4 separate regions of the Homo sapiens genome follow, and all the other regions are linked to region 1. The links are chromatin contacts, found by Hi-C or POLR2A ChIA-PET in ENCODE. All regions are on one chromosome and are shown on one strand. The core of a region is the stretch at or near the end of the contact, and the rest is flanking DNA. Distances in the headings are between cores, read along the strand shown.

What was found. Hi-C counts contacts between places; a loop is a spot of excess contacts on that map. ChIA-PET counts read pairs that join two places held with the same protein, here RNA polymerase II (POLR2A). Pooled maps may share reads with other maps.
Region 2: a pooled map shows a loop between it and region 1 (15-fold over the local background). The contact joins the promoter of LYL1 here to the promoter of HACL2 in region 1. A Hi-C loop is called at or near these places in 1 of 37 single-sample maps with no recorded cell type and 2 of 50 pooled maps. POLR2A ChIA-PET finds 5 or more read pairs at or near these places in 1 of 52 experiments (activated CD8-positive, alpha-beta memory T cell).
Region 3: a loop to region 1 is called in a pooled map, with 10 times the contacts of the local background. The contact joins the promoter of DDA1 here to the promoter of HACL2 in region 1. A Hi-C loop is called at or near these places in 1 of 37 single-sample maps with no recorded cell type and 7 of 50 pooled maps. POLR2A ChIA-PET finds 5 or more read pairs at or near these places in 1 of 52 experiments (naive thymus-derived CD4-positive, alpha-beta T cell).
Region 4: a loop to region 1 is called in a pooled map, with 8 times the contacts of the local background. The contact joins the promoter of USE1 here to the promoter of HACL2 in region 1. A Hi-C loop is called at or near these places in 4 of 50 pooled maps. POLR2A ChIA-PET finds 5 or more read pairs at or near these places in 2 of 52 experiments (OCI-LY7 and naive thymus-derived CD4-positive, alpha-beta T cell).

Annotation. Positions count from the first base shown.
Region 1 is chr19:15,124,299-15,127,562 of GRCh38, forward strand. HACL2 (2-hydroxyacyl-CoA lyase 2) reads right to left here and starts at 1,488. Exons shown (of 16, transcript NM_006844.5): 1 at 1,358-1,488; 2 at 627-771. The coding sequence starts at 761. ILVBL-AS1 (ILVBL antisense RNA 1) reads left to right here. Exons shown (of 3, transcript NR_186314.1): 2 at 166-207; 3 at 1,629-1,876. RefSeq lists enhancers at 228-993, 994-1,757, 1,252-1,341 and silencers at 942-991, 1,562-1,631.
Region 2 is chr19:13,101,498-13,105,084 of GRCh38, forward strand. LYL1 (LYL1 basic helix-loop-helix family member) reads right to left here and starts at 1,361. Exons shown (of 4, transcript NM_005583.5): 1 at 1,034-1,361. It overlaps TRMT1 (tRNA methyltransferase 1), which reads right to left. Exons shown (of 17, transcript NM_001136035.4): 17 at 3,410-3,584. The coding sequence ends at 3,438. LOC105372282 (a long non-coding RNA gene) reads left to right here and starts at 2,919. Exons shown (of 2, transcript XR_001753871.2): 1 at 2,919-3,147; 2 at 3,311-3,409. RefSeq lists cis regulatory regions at 1,114-2,034, 2,834-3,414, a silencer at 1,134-1,743 and enhancers at 2,824-2,903, 2,838-3,132, 3,044-3,103.
Region 3 is chr19:17,307,779-17,310,965 of GRCh38, forward strand. DDA1 (DET1 and DDB1 associated 1) reads left to right here and starts at 1,785. Exons shown (of 5, transcript NM_024050.6): 1 at 1,785-1,879. The coding sequence starts at 1,877. RefSeq lists enhancers at 1,088-1,649, 1,371-1,560, 1,650-2,213 and a silencer at 2,001-2,100.
Region 4 is chr19:17,213,502-17,216,632 of GRCh38, forward strand. USE1 (unconventional SNARE in the ER 1) reads left to right here and starts at 1,856. Exons shown (of 8, transcript NM_018467.4): 1 at 1,856-2,006; 2 at 2,301-2,350; 3 at 2,491-2,569; 4 at 2,668-2,820. The coding sequence starts at 1,905. RefSeq lists enhancers at 1,496-2,076, 1,840-2,159 and a silencer at 2,180-2,249.

The sequences.
Region 1 (3,264 bases), core at 238-2,737:
CCCTGCTAGGAGAGAAAGGGTTGAGGAAGGGGTCTGGAGAAGGGGTAAATTTCAAACAGAGGTGCAAGGAGTTTAGGGGGACACCTGTGGGGTCAGCTCTCTCCAAACATGTCACCTAGGGCAAACCACCACACAATCTCTCTGAGCCTCAGCTTCCTCTTGCAGAAAATGAAGACAGAAAGAACAGCACCTACTTTCAAGGAAAAGGTAAGGGGTAGGTAAGAAAGTCTACAGTACTGAGCTCAGCAGAGGGCAACTGTTATGAAACTGTCACTGCCACCCCCTCGCTGGAGCCTGCCCTCTGCCCCATTTATCCCATCCAGGTTAGGGAGCACAGAGTGCTGTCCATCTGTTCTGTGAAAAGAGTCACTGGGGAAGGAGGTAGGTGGGGTGCGAGTGCCCCGGCAGCGGCAGCTTCCGTGTTCTCTCTTACCAGTGGCAAAGTCCAGGCCTCCATACACAGCGTGGCAATGGAGACAGGGCCCTGGACAGAACCTCTTACCAGTCCCTCTGGACTAGTCGGGGCTCGCTTTCCCACCCTGCACAATGAGTGAGCTGGAAGCAGCACCACGAGGCCCCTCCCTCTTTGACTGCCCCCAGCCCACCTCCCATTCTGTGCCCCGCACCTTGTGCAGCAGCTGATAGAAGAGCCCCAGGCGGTGAGCGGCGCCCAGCAAGGCGGCCACCAGCGTCCCGCAGGCCAGGAGCAGGAAGGAGGGGAATAAGCTCCCAGCGGGGGCGGCGGCCGCGGGGGTCTCCATGAGGTGGTACCTAAGAGAGAAAGGGCACTTCCCAGACTTGGGCGCGACAGGGAACCTCTCCGGAAGAAATCGCGCCCCTTCTCGCAGCAGGATCCAGGGCCACGACCCTTGCCGCCAGTTTCTGTGCGGCCACGCCCCCAACCCTGCCAGACCACGCCCTTTGTGCGCCTAGGCTCGGGGTGAAGCCATGCCTCTCCGTGACAAGGTCACGCCCCTCGCGGGGCTAGCCCCAGTCCTTTACATCACCACCACTCCCACCCAAACTAGCCACCACAAGTCAAGGTGGCGACGACAGCACCACACAGTTATCTTCCACTTACCTACTTGTCAATGGACAGGCGGAAGCCCCGCCTCTCTTTCCACAACCGGACCCCAAATCTCAGCCCCAGTAGTGAGCCCGCCCCATGTTACGTCACCAAGAGGCACGAGGTCACGCCCCCGGGTTAGCGGGCGCGACCCTCCACGCAACCCACGCCTCTCCCTTAAAGAGCGCACGGGCCCGAGCCTGATCCCCGACCCCGGGCCAGGCTGGGTCGAGGTCACATCGCATCAGGATGTGGTTCTCCCACACCAGCTCGACCCCCGACGCTATTCACCTTCACCTCCAGGATATGGCGCTGCCTCCAGCAGAATTCGGCCCCCTCCGTGTCACGTGACCCGGGAGCGTGGCCGTGCCCGGGTGGCCCACTTGGCTCAGCGGCGCCCCGTAGTCCGGCCCGATGCGCATGCGCACAGTCGGAGCCCCGCTCCGGGGCCACCCGAAAGAGCCTTGCCTCTACTGGCCGCCTCCCTCATAGACCCCGCCTCCCCTTGCCTTTCATTGGCTCGCACTGCAGACCTCACACCCATTTTATGTTTTAAAACCAGGAGGCCACGCCCCTCAGCGGCTTCAGGAGCCCAGACCTTTGGGGGCCCACCTTCCGCAGCTTTCCATTGGCCCCACGGTGGAAGCCCGTAGGTTCAGGCCCTCCGAACACAGCTCGCTTTCCACACCAGCGGGGCCGTACCAGAGCAAGACCATGTCTCACAAAATAATAATAATACTTAAAAAATGGTAAATTTTATGTTATGTATATTTTCCACACTATAAATAAATATTTGTGCATGTATATATATATATGTGTATATTTTTTGTATAATAGGTATAGTAGTAAGCAAAGGAAATTCACACTGAGTCACATTCTACAAAATGCCTAACCAGACCTCTACAAAACTGTCAAGGTCATGAAAAACAAAGACTGAGGCACTGCCACAGACTAGAGGAGGGAAAGGAGCTGTGACAACTAAATTCAATATAGTACCCTGGACTGGATCCAGGAATCAAAAAAAGGACAAATTTGTGGATAAAGTTGGTGAAATCCAAATAAAGTTTGGAGTTGAGTTAGTAGTAATGAACCAGTGTTAATCTTTTTGTTTCAGTAAATGTATTATGGTTATATAAGATGTTAGCATTCAGGGAAGCTGGATAAAGAGTAGACAAAAATTATCTTGCTATCTTTGCAGCTTTTCTGTAAAGCTAAAAAAGAAAAAAAAAGTCTTAATAACAAGGATACAATTTTCCAGAGAGAGAGAAAGATGTTGTAATAGATGTAAATTCTTTCTTGGGAGACAAAGCTTTAACATGCTCCAAGACTAATTATCTGACCAATCTCTCCCCAGATAAAGAAAGATTGTCACTAGGCAAATGTCCAAAAAGCTTCTCAGCCGAAAGCTGGATTATTCAACAGTCCCTGAAACAAATATACACAGAGGACAAGTGATTTTTTTAAAAAGGGAAACAAGCCTGGCATGGTGGTCCATGTGTGTAATCCCAGCACTTTGGGAGGCCAAGACAGGAGGATCGCTTGAGGCCAGGAATTTGAGACCAACCGGGGCCAAAAAGTGAGACCCAGTCTCTCCAAAAAACAAACAAACAAACAAACTTAGCCAGGAGAATCGCTTGAACCCGGGAGGTGGAGGTTGCGGTGAGCTGAGATCACGCCATTGCACTCCAGCCTGGGAAACAGAGCAAGACTCTGTCTAAAAAAAATTTTTTTTAAAAGAAAAAAAATTAGCTGAGTATGGTGGCACGTGCTTGTTATCCCTTTTGCTTGGGAGGTTGAGAAGGGAGGATTGCTTGAACCCAAGAGGTTGTGTCTACAGTGAGCTGTGATCGTGCCACTGCACTCCAGCTGGGGCAACAGAGCAAGACCCTGTCTCTAAAAAAAAGGGGGTGGGTGTGGGGCAGGGGAGGAAACAAATACCATGTATCTAAATTGATCGAAATTTAAAGAGAAGTGCAACAAATTATTGAGTTAGAGGGATACAGTAAGGGCCTCTCTTAGGACAAGCAGAAGGACTCTCTAAGGAGGTGACAGTTGAGCAGAGAGACCAGGAGGAAGTGAGGACATGGGCCCCACAAGGATCTGGAGAAAGAGTAATCCAGGTAGAGAAGATGGCACATGCAAAGGCCCTGAGGTGTTTTATTAATTTCCTTTGATGGCCATAACACATTACCACAAAT
Region 2 (3,587 bases), core at 111-2,610, 2.0 Mb before region 1:
ATTCCCTCACCTCTGCAGCCTGGAGAGGGAACAAGACAGGGAGCCCCTAACTGATCCTGGGATCCCCAGAAACCCCAAGATTAACCCTGTTATCCTCAGATCTAAAGATCCAACCCAGAGACTCCTCATTAACTCATTGATGCCATGTGAGCTTGGAATCCCTCCAAGATGGACTCTGACCCTTCACGGAAGGCCCCCAGCCCCCACCCAGGCTGACCCTCTGCACCTCAAGAATGACCCTGCGGTTCTTCCCATTGCTGTCCCTGAAAGTGCTCCATAATTGCTTGAGTGACCCCCACTCCCACTGCAAACATCCCCCATAGCAACCCTGTGACCCCACTACTGACACTATGACCTCAAATGCTGACCCTAGACCCCCAAACACTGACCCCACTGCCCAGTCCAGTCCAGTCATGCCCCAACCCTCCCTCTGGCTTGGAAGCCCCCATCCTCATCAGCATCCACGCTTTTTAAAATTTGTTTATTTTTTTAGAGACAGGGTCTCCCTCTGTTGTCCAGGCTGGAGTGCAGTGGTGCAATCATAGTGCACTGCAGCCTCAAATTCCTGGGCTCGAGCCATCCTCCTGTCTCAGCCTCCTGAGTAGCTGAGAGTACAGGCATGTGCCACCATGCCCGGCTAATTTAAAAAAAAAAATTTTTTTTGTAGAGGCAGGTTCTCACTCTGTTGTCCAGGGTGGTCTGGAACTCCTGGGCTCAAGTGATCCTCCTGCCTCAGCCTCCCAAAGTGCTGGGATTACAGGCATGCACCACAATGCCCCGCGATCATCCACAGTTTTGCATACTGTTTTGACATCCCTGTTTGCTCTTGGTTCCAGAGTCCAGGATGTCCCAGCAAGGTGTGAGACTGTTGGCCCCTCTGCCCTGTCTTCCTCAGCTAGGCCCTGGGGAAGCAGGCCTGGCCCCTCACTAGTGGGTCCCTGCTGGTGAATGAATGAATGAAGGAATGAACAAAGGAATGCAGGCTGGGTCCCAGGCCCGGGATCCTCCACCTTTAGGCCCGCTCCCCTCTTACCCCAGCACTGTTCTTGCAGCCTGGTGAGTGCCCTGGCTCTGTCCCGTCAGGGCTGGCAGTCTGGGCCAGGGTGTGGTTTCCAGCGTCAGGCCAGGCTCTGCTGTCTCGCGAGGGTCCGGCCTCAATGCTCCAGGCCCCGGCGTTGGGCCGCGCCTCCTCGTGGGCCTCGGAAGGCCAGGATAGCCGAGGTCTCCGCGTAGGTCCCCCCCAGGGAAAGTGAGCGGCTCCCGGGCCGGCCCGCCTTCTCCCCGCCCCCGGCGGCCCGGTTTCCTCCCTCTCACCCCTGGCGGCGCAGCGGCCGGAGGATGCTGGCCCAGTGCAGATAAGGGCCAGGCTGCCTGGCCGCGCCTGATAAGGAGCCTGGCTGACCCCGGAGGAAACCAGCGGGCGGGGACCTAGCAGCGCGGGCCTCCCGGCCCCGCCCCCAGCCGGCGCTGGCAGGACTCGGTCCGCCACCCCTCAGGGCTTCGCCTTCCGCTCCCCCAGCCACTGTAGGGACCCCGGGCCTCTGGGGACCCGGGCCCCAGGGCAGCCGGGGAGGGAGGTGCCTGGATGCACGCAGGGGGTAAACTGAGGCAGGGAAGCTGCCTCCTCTTATGTCCGAGTCTGCCCTTTGGCTTTGCACACTCCCTGCCCGAATGTCTGTGCTGATGGGGGTGAGGGAGAGCCCTTTCCGGCCCGTTGGGGCCGCGTGACCCTGGGCCCCCACCTCCTCTCCTCACCCAGCCTGGTTCCTCTTTTTACAGAGGCCCTTCCCTCCTCTCCACCACCCCTACCCGGGAGTGGGGCACCCAAAGGGGAACAGTTCTAACAGTCTGGCCTTGGGTGTCCAGCCTGGGCAGGTGTCCCAAGCCCTCAGCACAGTATCCACACATTTCCAAGCCCAGGAGGGTGAGAGGAAGAGCCATGGCTGTCAGGGGTGGGGTGGGGAAGTTGGATTTCCTAGGGTGCTGGGGCTGGTGTGACCTTCCAGTAGATGCCCAACAGGTCCCCACAACTATAGGCCTCTTGGCTACAGGATCACATAACTCCAACTTGGTGGTCCATGGCCCTCACCCCACAGCACCCGGCCCCTTCATGGGGGGCAGTTATCCTGGCTTGGTGGTAAACCTCAAGACCCTACTGGAGCCTCCCACAGGGAGAGGCTCTGGGCACAGCCAGGCAGCAGCAGCTACCAGACTGCCACCCACTTGTGATACTCATGCTTTGGCCCGTCTGTGTATCTGGGCAACTGCAAGAGCCCCCAGGCAGGCAGGCACCCAGCAGCAGGACTACCAACCCCCCCCCCCCCCCGCCCAGGAATGGGGTGGAGCCCAGGACCCCACGATCAACACCTCCATTGCTTTCCTCCAAAGAAGCAGGAACTAAAGTTTTATGCAGTAAAGGCCGGGCTTGGTGGCTCATGCCTGTCATCCCAGCACTTTGGGAGGCTGAGGCTGGCGGATTGCTTGGGCTCATGAGTTTGAGACCAGCCTGGGAAACATGGCAAAACCCCATCTCTACAAAAAATACAAAAATTAGCTGGTTGTGGTGGTGCGTGCCTGTAGTCCCTGCTACTCTGGAGGCTGAGGTGGGAGGATGGCGTGAGCCTGGGAGGTGGAGGCTGCAGTGAGCCAATATTGCGCCACTGCACTCCAGCCTGGGCCACACACCTAGACCTTGCCTCAAAAAAAAAAAAAAAAAAAAAAAAATTAAGCGCTAACTCTGATATCGCTACAAGGAGGGTCCTAAGATTAGCCTCATTACAGATGGGGATGAAGGGAGCAGGAGCCAGAGAGGGGATCCTGCCCCAGGACTCTTCGTTAACGTTACTAAACCCCACTCTGGAGGGCAGGGAGGGGTACAGCTCCCCCTCACTGGGTGTCTGGGCAGCAGCCTGCGAGGTCCCTCTTTGTGTGCACGCCCCCCTCGCCCCGGGCCTCAGGGCAGGAAGCACCTGGTCTGGAGCGGATGCACAGGGCGCCTGGTTCCGGTCCAGCTTCCGCCACTGTGGCCCCTGGAGAGCTGGGCCAAAGAAACCAGGCGGCGAGGAGGCAGCGGCGCGAAGACACGTGGGGGCTACCGGGCAGGAGCGCCCCACTATGCGCAAGCCCGTGGCCTGGAGAGCGCTGAAGGTGGGAGGGGGAAGAGGGGCAGAACCCCCGCGGGAGCGAGCGCACAGCTGCCGCCCCGTGGCCGCTTCGGGAATCGCTGGCTCCGGCTCTGGGGTGGCTCAGTGACCCTCGCTGCAGAGGGGCCGACCACTGTGCAGATGGTCAGCTCCTACCTCCCATACAGACTCAACACTCCAGCCAGGCAGGGGCGAACGATCCCCAGAGGAACAGATCCCAGTCATGCAGCTGTATGGACCAATACACAAACCACAGGCAATCGGGAGAAGGTGACGTGACATCTCTTTATTGGTTCAGTCTATGCCTGGCCCAGCGGCAGCCCCAGGTCCAGGGGGGGTCTGGTTGGAGGTCTCTGGACAGTCAGGGGCAGCATCAGCAGAAACCCTGGGTGTCGGGGGGCTGTGGGAGTAGCAGCACTGGTCCCCGCGTTGACAGGTGCCCTG
Region 3 (3,187 bases), core at 535-3,034, 2.2 Mb after region 1:
TGTCGCCTATAAAATGCAGTGCTGGTTTCTCCTCTGCTCTGTTGCTGTTGGAGTAATAATACTTAGTAGCTTCCACTTAGCAACTTCACTGTGCAATTGCTGTGTGCTGGGTGCCCATTCTTTGCCCTGGAAGTCAGGAAGGCAGTTTGGACACAGAGGTGTCAGGGCTGGGAGGGGGATTGTGAGGGCTGTAGGACTTCAGGGAAGGTACCTGACTTGCCTTTTTGAAGAATGCAGTCAGGGAAGTCTTGGAGGAAATGGCAAGGTCTGGGAGAGCCCAGACATAGAAGGAATTGGTTAGAGGTGAGGACACAGGTGGGCAATGAAGACCGCAGGTGCCCATAAATGGGGCCAAGGAGGTGGGATTGAATACTAGGGAGTTACGGGAGGTGGTTGAGCAAGACGGTGTCGAGGAGGAGCTAGGGAGTGTTATGGTTCTTATCTTCTAGGGCTGCTTTAAAAACGTAATAAACACAAGAAGATGCCGGCACGATGGCTCCCAGAACTTTGGGAAGCCAAGTCTGGAGGATTGCTTGAGGCCAGAAGTTCGAGACCAGCTTGGGAAACATAGCAAGACCCCTGTGTCTTTTTTTTTTTTTTCTTTTGAGAGGGAGTTTAGCTCTTGTTGCCCAGACTGGACTGTAGTGGCTTAATCTCGGCTGACTGACACCTCCGCCTTCTGGTTTTAAGCGATTCTCCTGCCTCAGCCTCTTGAGTAGCTGGGATGACAGGCGCCCGCCACCACGCCCGGCTAATTTTTGTATTTTAGTAGAGATGGGGTTTCACCATGTTGGCCAGGCTGGTCTCAAACTCCTGACCTCGTGATCCGCCCGCCTCGGCTTCCCAAAGTGCTGGGATTGCTGGGATTACAGGCGTGAGCCACCGTGCCCCGCCTTTTTTTTTTTGAGACAGAGTCTCCCTCTGTCCGCCAGGCTGGAGTGCAGTGGCGCGATCTCAGCTCACTGCAAGATCCGCCTCACTCACGGTTCACGCCGTTGTCCTGCTTCGGCCTCCGGAGTAGCTGGGACTACAGGCGTCCGCCACCACGCCCGGCTAATTTTTTGTATTTTTAGTAGAGACGTGGTTTCACCGTGTTAGCCAGGACGGTCTCGATCTCCTGACCTCGTGATCCACCCGCGTCGGCCTCCCAAAGTGCTGGGATTACAGGCGTGAGCCACTGCGCCCGGCTGGCTTTTTTTTTTTTTTTTTGAGACTGATTTTCGCTCTTGTTGCCCAGGCTGGAGTGCAATGGCACGATCTTGGCTCACTGCAACCTCCGCCTCCCGGGTTCAAGTGATTCTCCTGCCTCAGCCTCCCTACTAGCTGGAATTACAGGCGCAGAGATGGGGTTTCACCATGCTGGCCAGGCTGGTCTCGAACTGCTGACCTCAGGCGATCTACCCGCCTCGGCCTCCCAAAGTGCTAAGATTACAGGAGTGAGCCACCGCACCCGGCCGAACCTCGCATCTTAAAAACACACAGACACACAAAAGCTCTAGAGAGCCTCGCGGAGCTGTAAACTACAGCTCCCAAGAGACTTCGCGGCCGAGGCCTCCGCCCACTTCCGGATCTCACTTTCATTGCTTCCAAGTACCGGGAGGTGCTTTGCTTCTTCAACCGAACTTGACCACAATGGGAGGAGGCGTGGCAACCAATGGGCGCATGAGTTAGCTGGATGCGGCCAATGGAAGCGTGCAAAGCGCTCCTATGTGGGGGCGGGGCTAGACTGCACACCAATGACAGGGAGGTGGTGGCGCCATCAGTGTGGGCTGTGCCGTGGCTGGAAGTTACTGTGAGGCGGCGGCTAAGAAGGCGGCTCTGGTGGCGGCGGTGGAGGCTGAGGCGGCGGCCGAGGCGGCGACGGAGGAAACAGAAGATGGTGAGGATGGCCTCCAGGCCCCCACTCCCCCTCTGCTAGACAAAATGGCGCTGTGGTCCCACCCACCTCTAGTATCCCCCTAGGCCCCTCTCCGTTCTGCCCGGTCCCCTCAGGTCCGGCCCGCCCCTCCCACTCACCTGTGACCTTCGACCCCCGGACCCTACCGAGAGCTTCCTGCTGATCCCACTGCCACTCCTTCTCCGACCCCTGACCCCATCCAGGATACCAAGCCCTGACAACTCATTCATTTCCGGGTTGCGGCTCCCCCCGGAAATCGTCTGGGGTGGGGATGGGGTCCCGTAAGACCCCCTGGTCTGGCCTCGTTCTCAGCACGCCGGACCTGGATCTCTTCAGTTCAGGAGAATTTGGGAGGCCGGCCTGGGCCCCGGGGCGGGGGAGGGGGCTTGGCACCGCGATATGCAGGGCTTTGTCGCCAAAGGAAGTGCGACATCGCCGATTGTCCCGGTTCCCCGGGCCCTGACCCCACCTCCACCATTCTGGGCCCTTACCCGCCTCTAAGAATGAAAAACTTTTATCTCCGATCCGCATGGATTGTCCCTGTGAAATGAGGGTAGCAGTAGTCTGAACCTCTTAGGGTGGTGACAATTTAGGTAACTGACGTCGTAAAGGACTCAGGATAGTGAATGCTCAACAGATGAGCTGGGTGACTCGAGGCCAGTGACGTTCTCTTCTAGCTGTCCCCTCATTATGAAGTGTGGATCGTCCCCACCTGGCTGTTGGAAGGTTGAAATTCCTTCAGGGTTCCTCAGTCATCCTGGAATTTGGGTCTGGTGGTTCTTCGGGGTTCAGTCTCCCCACCTGAAAAGTGGGATGGTGACCCACCCTCAGAGTGGAACTAAAGCCTCTCCACAACCCCCATTAGTTGGCATCCTGAGGGCTGGGAAGGGTGATGGGAAGCTTGGTCAAGATACCTCAAGTCTCCTTTGTCCCCTGACCCAGAGTCCCAGCCCACAATCCACAGTCCTTGGGATGTGGTGGGGATGAAAGGAAGACTCCCTTTCAGGAAGGAAATGGGAAGGTGGGTTCCTAGTGTGCGGGTCCCCAAGCCTGGGAGTTGTCCTTGATACCTTGGTACAGTCTCATCCCTACAGCCAATCATAAGTGGATTAGATTGTCTCTGCCTTCTGAACACACCTGAATTCATCCATGGCTTCATGCCCTGTTGCAGGTACTGCCACTTCCCACCTGCATACCTGTCCCAGCTTCTTCCCTGGTCTCCTAGCCTTGCTCTCACCCCTTTGGCAGTTCATAATTCACCTGAACCAGAAGGAACTTTTTTTTTGGAGT
Region 4 (3,131 bases), core at 606-3,105, 2.1 Mb after region 1:
CCCTGATTCAGTGCCCAGCCTCTGGAGCCTAAATGTCAGCTGCAGCAGCCACCCATCCAGCAGAGGTGGCCAGTTCCTGGTGGGCCCAGCAGGACAGGAACAGATGGGCTCCCAGGCTGCCATCGGATGGGAGTCGTGGGAACTGGCTGGCTGGTATTGGTTGGGGCACCGTGAAGAACCCAAGTTCAGACAGCACATGCCAGAGGTTGAGGGGCTTCTCCAAGGCCACACAGTTGGGAGGGGCATGGCTGGGATTTAGACTCTGCCCTGCCAGCCTCTAGAGGCCCCTTTGATGGGCCCTGGGTTTGGTCTCCATTGTTTGTTGTGGGTTTTTTTCTTGAAACACGGTCTCGCTCTGTCACCCAGGCTGGAGTGCAGTGGCGCGATCTCGGCCCACTGCAGCCTCCACCTCTCGGGTTCAAGCGATTCTCCTGCCTCAGCCTCCCGAGTAGCTGGGATTACAGGCACGCACAACCAAGCCCAGCTAATTTTTGTGTTTTTTGATAGAGACAGGGTTTCACCATGTTGGCCAGGCTGCTCTCCAAACTCCTGACCTCCAGTGATCCATCCACCTCACCCTCCCAAAGTGCTGGGATTACAGGCGTGAGCCACCGCACCTGGCCCTCCATGGTATTTTCTTTTTTTTTTTTTTTTTTTGAGACGGAGTCTTGCTTTGTTGCCCAAGCTGGAGTGCAGTGGCACAATCTCGGCTCACTGCAACATCCACCTCCTGGGTTCAAGCGATTCTCCTGCCTCAGTCTCCCAAGTAGCTGGGATTACAGGCACCCACCATCACGCCCGGCTAATTTTTGTATTTTTAGTAGAGACGGGGTTTCACCATGTTGGCCAGGCTGGTCTCAAACTCCTGACCTCAGGTGATCCATCTGCCTCAGCCTCCCTAAGTGCTGGGATTACAGGTGTGAGCCACCGCACCTACCCGTCTATGATATTTTTCAAGGACATCAGGCCCACTGGTGTAACCAAGGTGCAGATGACCTAAGGTGTGGGAAAACATGAAGGCTGCATGCCAGGCCCTGGTTCCTGTGAAGCCCCCACCCTCATCCTGTCACTCCAGAAGAGAGGCACTGCAAGGCATAGGGGTACTCAGCTTCCAGGTACTGAGGTGGGCTGGGAAGGGGTTCTCCATGGGGGTCTGGGCGTTAGGGGGGACCCAGCCCCACCTTGCTCACTCTCAGGCAGAGCTGTCTCATGTGCCCCTTGAGGCAGGTACTGTCACACTGTCCATTTCCCGGGGGAAGAAGCGGATCCAGAAAAGTTAAACTCTCCCAGGGCCGAGGATGGAATCAGAGCTGGAGCTGTGACCTGGAAACCCATAACCACAATACAGATGAGCCCTGCTGAGGTGGGGGAAGCCTTGGATTCCTGAATCCCAGGCTACAGAAATCGGGAAGGGTGTGTGGACGTGAAATAGCTCCGACTGGGAAGAATCCAGGTAGGAGTGGGGTGCGGGGAGGTACTTTGAGCAGGCAAAACAGAACAAAAGGGCACACTGCACGCGGGTCTGACACCAGAAGACCCCGGTCGTCCTATCATTCCCGAAGGGTTAACATGCTCTCGAGGAAAAGCAAGTGATTCGCCTAAGTAAGAATGGGGTGGCGCCTCTCCTATTTTTTTAAAATAGAGATAGAGTAGCGCTATCTTGCCCGGGCTGGCCTCAAGCAATCCTTTCCCACCTCTGCCTCCTAAAATGCTGGCATTACAGCCCTGAGCCACCGCGCCCGGCCCAGCGCCCCGTCTCAAAACAAGATATTACTTCCGCTCCAAACAAAGATGGGCCAGCTAACGAGCGCGGGGGAAACATCCGCCCGGAAGGCCACTTGAAGGCACTTCCGCCCTCTCTTAACATGGAGCCGGCGGAAGGGGTGGTGTAGGGCCGGGCGATAATGGCGGCGTCGAGGCTGGAGCTAAACCTGGTGCGGCTGCTATCCCGCTGCGAGGCGATGGCAGCGGAGAAACGGGACCCGGACGAGTGGCGCCTGGAGAAGGTGAGGGGATCTCGCACTGCCGCGTAGAGCCCGACTCCCGGGGGGTGATTCCTAGGGTTGGAAGCCACCTGGCCCGACTCCCCGGCCCCAGTAGCCTCTCGGGCAGCGCCCTTTCCGGTCAGTCCCGCCACGTCCACCTGTAGCTTCCGCCCCCGTCCCTGGGACTCCGCCCCTCCCCCACTGGCCCCGCCTCCTTTACGCTTGACCCCTCCCATTTGTCGGCCCCGCCCCCCCGACTCCCATGATCAGGACATGGGAAAGACCCCCGGGTGACAATCCACTTTTCCTCCCCAGTACGTGGGAGCCCTAGAGGACATGTTGCAGGCCCTGAAGGTCCACGCGAGGTGAGTGCAGGCAGCCTCAGGGCTTTCACATCAGCACGTGGCTGTGCTACTGGACATCCCAGTACCGCTATCCCAGCTGGGACCCTTCCCTGAGCTGGGGACCATGGACAGGTTTTGTTTTTCTTCTTCCTGCCTTCCAGCAAACCGGCCTCTGAGGTGATCAATGAATATTCCTGGAAGGTGGATTTTCTGAAGGGGATGCTGCAAGCCGAGAAGCTGGTGAGAAGGGGTGCCCCTGCCCCCTCAGCCCCCATCACCGCTCACTTTGGTCCCCAGGACCTGCCCCTCCAGTGACTTATCTTCCCACATTTCTGCAGACCTCCTCCTCAGAGAAAGCACTGGCCAACCAGTTCCTGGCCCCTGGCCGTGTGCCAACCACAGCCAGAGAGCGAGTGCCCGCCACAAAGACGGTGCATCTGCAGTCACGGGCGCGGTACACCAGCGAGATGCGGAGTGAGCTACTAGGCACGGTAGGGCTCCTTCCCTGGTCCCTGGGAATCCCTTGGACAGGAATAGGGGTTCTATGCTTGTAGGCAGCCAGAACCACAATACTGTCAGATACAGGAACCCTAAGGGGGTCCAGCAATCTCTTCCCTGGGTCATCACACAAGGCTGCCCAACAGAGGGGCATTGTGGCTAAGGCTTTGCTAGATGAATAGGAATTTGGTACAAGGCAAAAATGGAATGTGTCTGGTTAAGCCCCAGAGTTGGCCCAAGAGCAGGGTTTGAGTCCTGGCTTGCAACTTACAAGACACATAAGTTTCTTCAGCCGTAAAAGAGG